Linked DNA regions of Homo sapiens: region 1 is linked to region 2. The links are chromatin loops, found by intact Hi-C in ENCODE. Cell type or tissue: PC-3. All regions are shown on one strand.

What was found. A loop is a pair of places that touch in the nucleus more often than their neighbours do. Peaks named below come from ENCODE experiments on the same cell type or tissue, not always from the same donor. Only the 100,000 strongest peaks of a DNase experiment are listed, where the experiment ranks them.
Region 1: it touches region 2 in a loop (6-fold over the local background); 1 of 110 quality-filtered maps calls a loop at or near these places.

The regions. Positions count from the first base shown.
Region 1 is chr2:5,273,472-5,277,471 of GRCh38, reverse strand. LOC105373398 (a long non-coding RNA gene) reads right to left here and starts at 3,734. Exons shown (of 3, transcript XR_001739179.1): 1 at 3,680-3,734; 2 at 3,460-3,581. In PC-3, no CTCF peak of the experiment used is centred here; no DNase peak of the experiment used is centred here.
Region 2 is chr2:5,188,266-5,192,265 of GRCh38, reverse strand. No RefSeq gene overlaps it. Among named protein-coding and RNA genes, the nearest start is that of LINC01248, 500 kb to the left of the region's middle. In PC-3, no CTCF peak of the experiment used is centred here; DNase peaks (open chromatin) are centred at 2,015 and 3,435; H3K4me3 peaks cover 950 bases; H3K27ac peaks cover 2,581 bases.

The sequences.
Region 1 (4,000 bases), 85 kb before region 2:
TTGTTTGTTTGTTTGTTTTGCTCGTGGTTCTGCAGATTGTACAAGAAGCGTGGCGCTGGAATCTGTGTCTGGTGAGACCTCAGGGAGCTTCCAATCATGACAGTAGACTAAGGGAAGTCAGTGCATCACAGGGTGAGAGAGGGAGCAACAGAGAGAGGCAGAGGTGACAGACTCTTTTAAATAACCAGATGCAGTGTGAACTCATTACTACAGGGAGGGCAACAAACCCTTCATGAAGAATTTGCCCCTATGACCCAAATACCCCTCACCAGGCTCCACCTCCAACACTGGGATTACATATCCACATGAGATTTGGAGGGGACAAACTTTCAAACTGTATCAAGTAGGTAATTATTCAAAGCCATAGAACTTATGTGTGTTAGAATTATCCCCTACTGACCACATAAATCAAGCCCATCCTTGAATTTTGGCTTGGACGGCATCTCTGCTGAGACTCTCTGCATTCGCAGATGGTGTTAGGTGCCCTGCCTGTGGACTGTAAAGGCACCTTACTGAATCCTGAGCTCTGTCATGGAAACCTATTTCTGTCCTAAGTATCTACTTCCTCAGCTGCCTTTCTTATTAGCCCACAACCCCACAAGGCAGAAATTCTTTTCCCCAAGAAATTAAACATATGTGATGCAAGACAGTGATCAATGTACAATTGGGAGAATGAATGGACGAGTTAGTGAGTGCCATTGCCCTGTTGCAATGTAGCATGCTTCAGGATATGAGGAAAAAGAAGCTGGGGAAGAAGTGAAGGATCAAGTCATGAAATGTTTTATGTCATGCTAAGTTCCTAATTATTGCGTACAGAATGCCATGGGAAGCCACTGAATGATGCCAAGCAGGACAGGTGCATGATCAAATCTGTGATGCAGGAAGATTACTCAGGTTATGTCTAGATAGAATGGAAGAAAGGGCATGTCAGAGAGGCCAATTAAGGTTTGACTGCAATAATAAGGTGAGAAACAATGAGGCTAAAATAAGTCACTTTGGTGGTTAATTTCATGTGTCAACTCCACTGGGTCATGGGTTTCCCAGACATTTAAACAAACATTATTCTGGGTGTTTCTGTGAGAGTTTTTTTGAGTGAGGTGAATATTTGACTTGATAGATTATGTAAAACGGATTGGCTCTCTAATGTGGGTGGAAAACATCTAGTCATTTGAAGACCTGAATAAGACAAAAATGCCAATCCTCCCCCAAGTAAGAAAGAAGTCCTCCTATCCTGCTTTGAACTGGGACATCAGCTTTCTCCTGCCTCAGACTCCAACTGAAAAGTCAGCTTTTCCAGGTCTGGAGCCTGCTGGCCTTTGGAATGGAGCTTACAACATTAGCTCTCCCGGCTCACTGAATCACCCTGTAGCTCTTGGGACTTGTCAGTCCTCCTAATCATGTGAGCCAAATTTTTATTATCTATCTATCTATCTATCTATCTATCTATCTATCTATCTAGTTAGCTATCTATCATCTAGCTATCCATCCATCATCTATGTATGTATGTATGTATTTATCTGTCTGTCTGTCTATCTATCTATCTATCTATCTATCTATCTATCTATCTATCTATATCTTTCATTGGTTCTATCTCTCTTGAGAGCTCTGACCAATACAGTCACTAATGGTGGGGAATGGATAGGTAAGGTCCTATTGAAAAGATGTTGAAGAAACAAATTCATCACCATGATTGTCCATGGACACGGATGGAAATAGATGCACAGAAAACTATAGGTTTCTGAACTGGAAGATTGAGTGAATGGGATGTGGTGCAGTAAGCTAGGAAAATAAGAAAAGGTGCAAGTTAATAGTAAGTAAGTGGAAGCTTCCATTTTACACATCTTCATTCTAACGATCCTGCAGGATATGTAGGCAAAAGATATTTAGATAGCTACTCAGGCTGACTTTGAAATGCAACATCAGTTCTACCAATAAGGGCTTCAGCTCCTCTTTTGTGAAATTAGATTACAAGGAGAATGGAACAGGATCCTCATCTCTCAGCTCAAGTCAACTCAAAGCTGGATTAAGGACTTAAACCTAAAACCTGAACCTATACAAATTCTAGAAGATAACAATGGAAAAACCCTTCTAGACATTGGCTTAGGCAAGGATTTTTATGACCAAGAACCCAAAAGCAAATGCAATAAAAACAAAGACAAATAGCTGGGGCCTAATTAAACTAAAGAGCTTTTACACAGCAAAAGGAACAGTCAGCAGAGTAAACAGACAACCCACAGAGTGGGAGAAAATCTTCACAGTCTATATATCTAACAAAGGACTAATATCCAGAATCTACAACGAACGCAAACAAATCAGTAAGAAAAAAAACAAACAATCGTGTCAAAAATTGGGCTAAATACATGAATAGACAATTCTCAAAAAAAGATATACACATGGCCAACAGACACATGAAAAAATGCTCAACATCACTAATGATCAGGGAAGTGCAAATCAAAACCACAGTGAAATACCACCTTACTCCTGCAAGAACGGGCATAATCAAAAAATCAAAAAACAGTAGATGTTGGCATGGATGCAGTGATCAGGGAGCACTTCTACACTGCTGGTGGGAATGTAAGCTAGTACAGCACTATGAAAAACAGTGTGGAGATTCCCTAAAGAACTAAAAGTATAACTACTATATACTTAGTAGTAGAACTACTAGATACTTGCACATACATGTTTACAGCAGCACAATTCGCAGTTGCAAAATAGTGGAATCAACCAAAATGCCCATCAATCAATGAGTGGATAAAGAAACTGTAATATATATATATATACACATACATATATATACACACACACATATATATATACATATATACACATATATATACACATATATATACACATATATATATATGCATACACACACATACACTCACATTGGAATACTACTCAGCCATAAAAAGGGATGAATTAATGGCATTTGCCATGACCTGGATGAGATTGGAGACTATTATTCTAAGTGAAGTAACTCAGGAATGGAAACCCAAACACTGTATGTTCTCACTGATACGTGGGAGCTAAGCTATGGGGATGCAAAGGCATAAGAATGATACAATGGACTTTGGGGACTGTGGGGAAAGCTTGAGGGGGTGCAAGGGGTAAAACCTATAAATATGGTGCAGTGTATACTGCTCGGGTGATGGGTGCACCAAAATCTCACAAATCACCACTAAAGAGCCTACTCATGTAATCAAACACCACCTGTACCCAATAACTTATGGAAAAAAAGAAATCAGATTACTGAACAAAGACAATTCTACTATAAAATTGTAAAATTGTACAATAACTTGTAATAATAAGTATGATTTCATTTGGTATTTTATATAACTAATTTACCTAGTAAACTTTATGATGTATAAATGAGCTTTGGCAAGAAATAGAGGAATGTCATTATGACTGGGGAAGTATCAGACAAATAAGAATAAAGACATTGCAGGGAAGAGATATTACCCTGAGATACTGGTAGGCTGAAGATGCGAACAGGTATCTTTCATATAACCAGATGTGTAACAAAATGGCCAAGAAAGCAGGGGGAACTAGGTGTTCTCCAGGCATGCTGTTCATACCAGAGGCTTCATGCAGATAAAGAGATAAAAGGATGGTGAAGAAAACGTGCCACTCCCATTATTCTGATGTTGTCTTCAACATCAACCATCTTGTTATTACTCACAACATATTTGCTATGCCTGGGGTCCTATCTTTTGCTTTCTTCTCACTCTCCCTTAGAAATTTCACTTCTTCCCATGTCTTTCAGTTGCCCACAGCACTTTCTTAACACATGCTGATCACATGGCATTGTGACGTGAGCAATTCTTACCCTTACCTGAGCTGTGTTGTGAGGGAGACGAGGGCTGCCTTGACTCTTCTTTGTACCTGAACATCTGTCACAGGGTCCATAGTGGAACTGGTTCTTGGTAACTTCTTGTTGAATAAGTTGTATGAATAATTAAAAGCATTGTATGATAAGCTGTTAAAGAGGGATGAAAAGATT
Region 2 (4,000 bases):
CAAATGACCTTTGATCTCAGATCGAGAAGTGAAGACAATTGGTTTCTGCTGAAGGAGAAACACTGTTGTTCTGCCTTGTTGGTGCCGTAGGAGAGAAAGAGAGCAATGATATTTAAAAGTAATAAACTGTGTGTGCAGAGAAAATGACTTCGCTCCCTGTGGTGCATTCAGCACATTACATAGTAAACTTTCATTTGCAGAAAACATATTACCTTTTACACCAAATGTCGGAATCTCAAGTGGTAGTTATTGAACATTATTTTATATGCTTTTCACTTCGACATCTCTTGGCTTCAGCTTAGAGGACTAGTTTATCAGTGATACATCATGGCAAATTAATAGGTACAGATAAAACCTCCCATAAATATTCATTACATCTCATTACTGCAAATTAATGAGATATTTTAAAATTAAGCTTAGTCACATTTGGTACTGAGGATCTTGTTTTAATATATGATGCTCAGAGATAAATTATAATCTTGAAAAGGATTGAGCTCATTATGAAAACTTTTAAATAGGCATTGTAGTAACAATTTAGATAAGGACTAAGGACTATTATACCTGATTTTAGAAATGATGAGAAATTCTCTTTATATCTCCATACTTCTAAACCACTTGAATAACTTTTTAACTGTTCTCATATAATATTGCAAAGCAAAGAACTTCATATGTAGGATACCGTAATGCGTTTCAACAATTCAGAAACTATATCTATACTTAAAAGTGCCTGCCATGATACATAAAATTTAATAGTAAATATGATTTTTTTTGCACAAATAATGATTTGGCTTGGTTTTTTAAATCTGCTTTAAGAACCTGAGCAAATATTCCAGGATTTTTTAGGAAAATAAATGCATATAGGATAAATTTCATAAACCAGTGAGAATGGGTTTCACTCTCTTAGTGAATTTTGCAGTTCTCTAAGTGGTGACTAAGTGGTAACTATGCATCTACGAAGGCCTCAGTTTCTATTCTAGTGAGTAACACAATGAAGGCCATCCCCGTCCTGCTGGGACCTGAGAAGATCATGCAGATTGCATTCGAATTGGGTTATTTTTATGTAACTTGGTTCTCACACACTCTCTTCAGACACATATCCTTTTAAAAATTTATTCTTAAGAGACAGATCTCCCTATGCTGTCCAGACTGGAGTGCAGTGGCTGTTCACAGGCATGTTCATAGAACCTCAAATATCTGTGCTCAGCTGATCTTCCTGCCCAGCCTCCTGAGTAGCTGGGACTACAGGTGCACATCGCCATGCCTGGCTAGCTATAGCTTATCGAAAAACCTCACTTCTGCTGTTTCTTGACTTATTTCAAGAAGATTGTAGCATTCTTGTTTTTCTGATATAACTGCTCCAACATAAAGGAAGAGCCTTTTGTTAGCACCTCTTGATAGGCACCTTTGACGGTCTTCTTTCAGTCAGGCACACGAGAGGCACTGCGGCCTCACATAAGAATCAGATCAACCATCCTACGCACACCGATAATGAAATTCACCCCTTCAAGCAAGATTTCATTATCTAACTGTATTCATCATCTAAGTTCTTTCCTCCAAAAAATACATTTTAGTCCAAATGAAAAAATACCCAGAGTCAAATGGGTTCATTTAAGTTCATTCCTCCAAAAAATAAATTTTAGTCCAAATGAAAAAATATCCAAAGTCAAATGCCCTAAAACAAAACAAATCCTCTTGAGCTCTCTGAGCCCTTTTTCCCCTCATCTGAAAATGGAAGTTACCTGATTAGATAATATCTGAGCTAATTTCCAGCTTTAACATTCTATTATTCTAATTATATTTAATGCTAATAGCGTTAGGAAGCATAGTTTTTGTATGTTTTATTACATTTACTTGTCTGATATCTTCTACAGCAAAATAATTTTTGCTCTTTGGCGTTTGAATCCGTATCCCTTCATTCATTAAATGTTTACATAAGTAGCACCTCTAGAATATAAGTTCACGGGAGAGCAGCTTTACGTGTCTTGTTGACTTTTGTGTCCCTAGGACTCAGAAAGAGGCCAAGCATGCAGGAGGCATTTCCGGAACAGAGGGTGAGTGAGTGTGAGTCTTCTATAAAAGATTCAGAGATAATTACATTTGGTCTTTTTTCATGAAGCATTTATAATCAAGTAGAAACAGAAAGATACAAAAACAGCCATTATACCAGAGATTGCATAGTGGATGTTGTGAAGTCATTGAGACAGAATAGAGAGAAAGTAGAAAGCTACCCACCATCCCCCAAGCAAAAACTCTGAAGAAGATAATTTGGGTTTGTAAGGCATGAACTCCTGAACTCCAGGATAAGGAGTTTGAAATCCAGAGAAATATCTTGCCTATTGTTGCTTTGTTTTAGAATCAGCTTACTTGATGCCATCAAAAAACAAACAAAACCCCCTCGAAAAACACACAAAAAACATCCGAGTACTTGTGGAATGCAGTTGAATACACAGGGCAACTTGGGGAAAAACTGGTATCTCTCTCATATTATGTCTCTTTATGCATAAGCATGTTTTACCTTTTAATTTATATAGACTTCCTTTAACGTGTTCAATATAAAGTTTCATTCTTCTCTGTAGTATATTTACACATGCATTTTAAAAATATACTGTTAGTTACAAATACATTTTTCTATTATAAATGACAAACTTGTGGTATGTTTGCTATTTCAGTATAAAAATCCTATTACTTTAAGTATTAATCTTATAGTGTGTAACCTAGCATAATTTCCAATATTCTAGAGATTTGTCTGTAGAAGTTTTTGGGACTGCTACCTAAACAATCATATTATGTGTGAATAATGACCATTGTGTATTTTCCCTTTTCGATTCTCACACATTTTGTATTTTTTTTCCTTTCCTTACTGGAAGACCCATATATGTTTTTAACAGGTGTGGTGAAACTGGGAATCTGGTATTGTTTCTGACTATATTAATAATTTTGTTTTGTTTTATTATTTCATATGTTTCCGGTAATTCCTTCTACAGATTATTGAAGTGCTCTTCTTGTAGTTTTCTGAAAGTTTTTTATTATGGGTTGTCTTCTAATACTTGAATCAGTTTTACAGATACATACTTTTCAAGAAAATTTTCTGTGTTTCCTAGGTTTCAAAATGCTGGCACATTTTTTCATAATAGTCTGTTATCATATTAGTCTTTATTATATGCAGTGATAATTCCCATTTTCATTTCTAGTATTGGTTATTTGCACATTTTCTCTTTATTTTTACTTTGACCATCATTGCCAGAGGTTTGTCCATCTTATTACACTTTCAAAACAAAGAATCTGGCACTGTGAATGATCTCAATTGTATCTTTGTTTTCTATTTTATGAATCTCTGCTTTCATACTTATTACTTCTTTTTTCCTGCATCTTTGAGTTTATTCCGCGGCTATTTTGCTTACTTCCTGTACCGGATGCCTGACTCATTAATTTTTAGTCATTCTTATTTACCCATATAACTATGTTTGCTTTAAATATACCCTTAAGGCACTCTTTAGTTTTATCCCCGCTTTTTTGGTGTGTAGCACTTATATTATTATGTGCCTTAAAGTATATTTTATTTCAATTGCTTTACATATAATATATGATATTTGGAAGCATGTTTTTAAATTTGTGAGTGCGTATTTAAGAGCTATAGTTCTTAAAACGTGCCCCCTTGATTAGCAACATAAGCATCATCTGAGAACTTGCTAGAAATGCAAATATGGGTCTCACCTTACACTTCCTAAGGCAGAAATTTGGTTGGGTCCAAAAAATGTGTTTCAAAAAGCCATTCATTGGAGTTTGATATACAGTAAAGAATCAGATTATTTGTTTTAAAAATAGATACTTGAAAGCAGAGAGTATACACTGAATAATATTGACTTTAAAAAGTCATTTTATATCTTGATAAGTAGCCCCTTTTTATAAATGTCCTTTGTGTGCTTCTGAAGAACATGCATCTTCCAGCCATTAGATGTGTAGTATATATTTATTATACCAAGAAGGTTAATTATGTTGT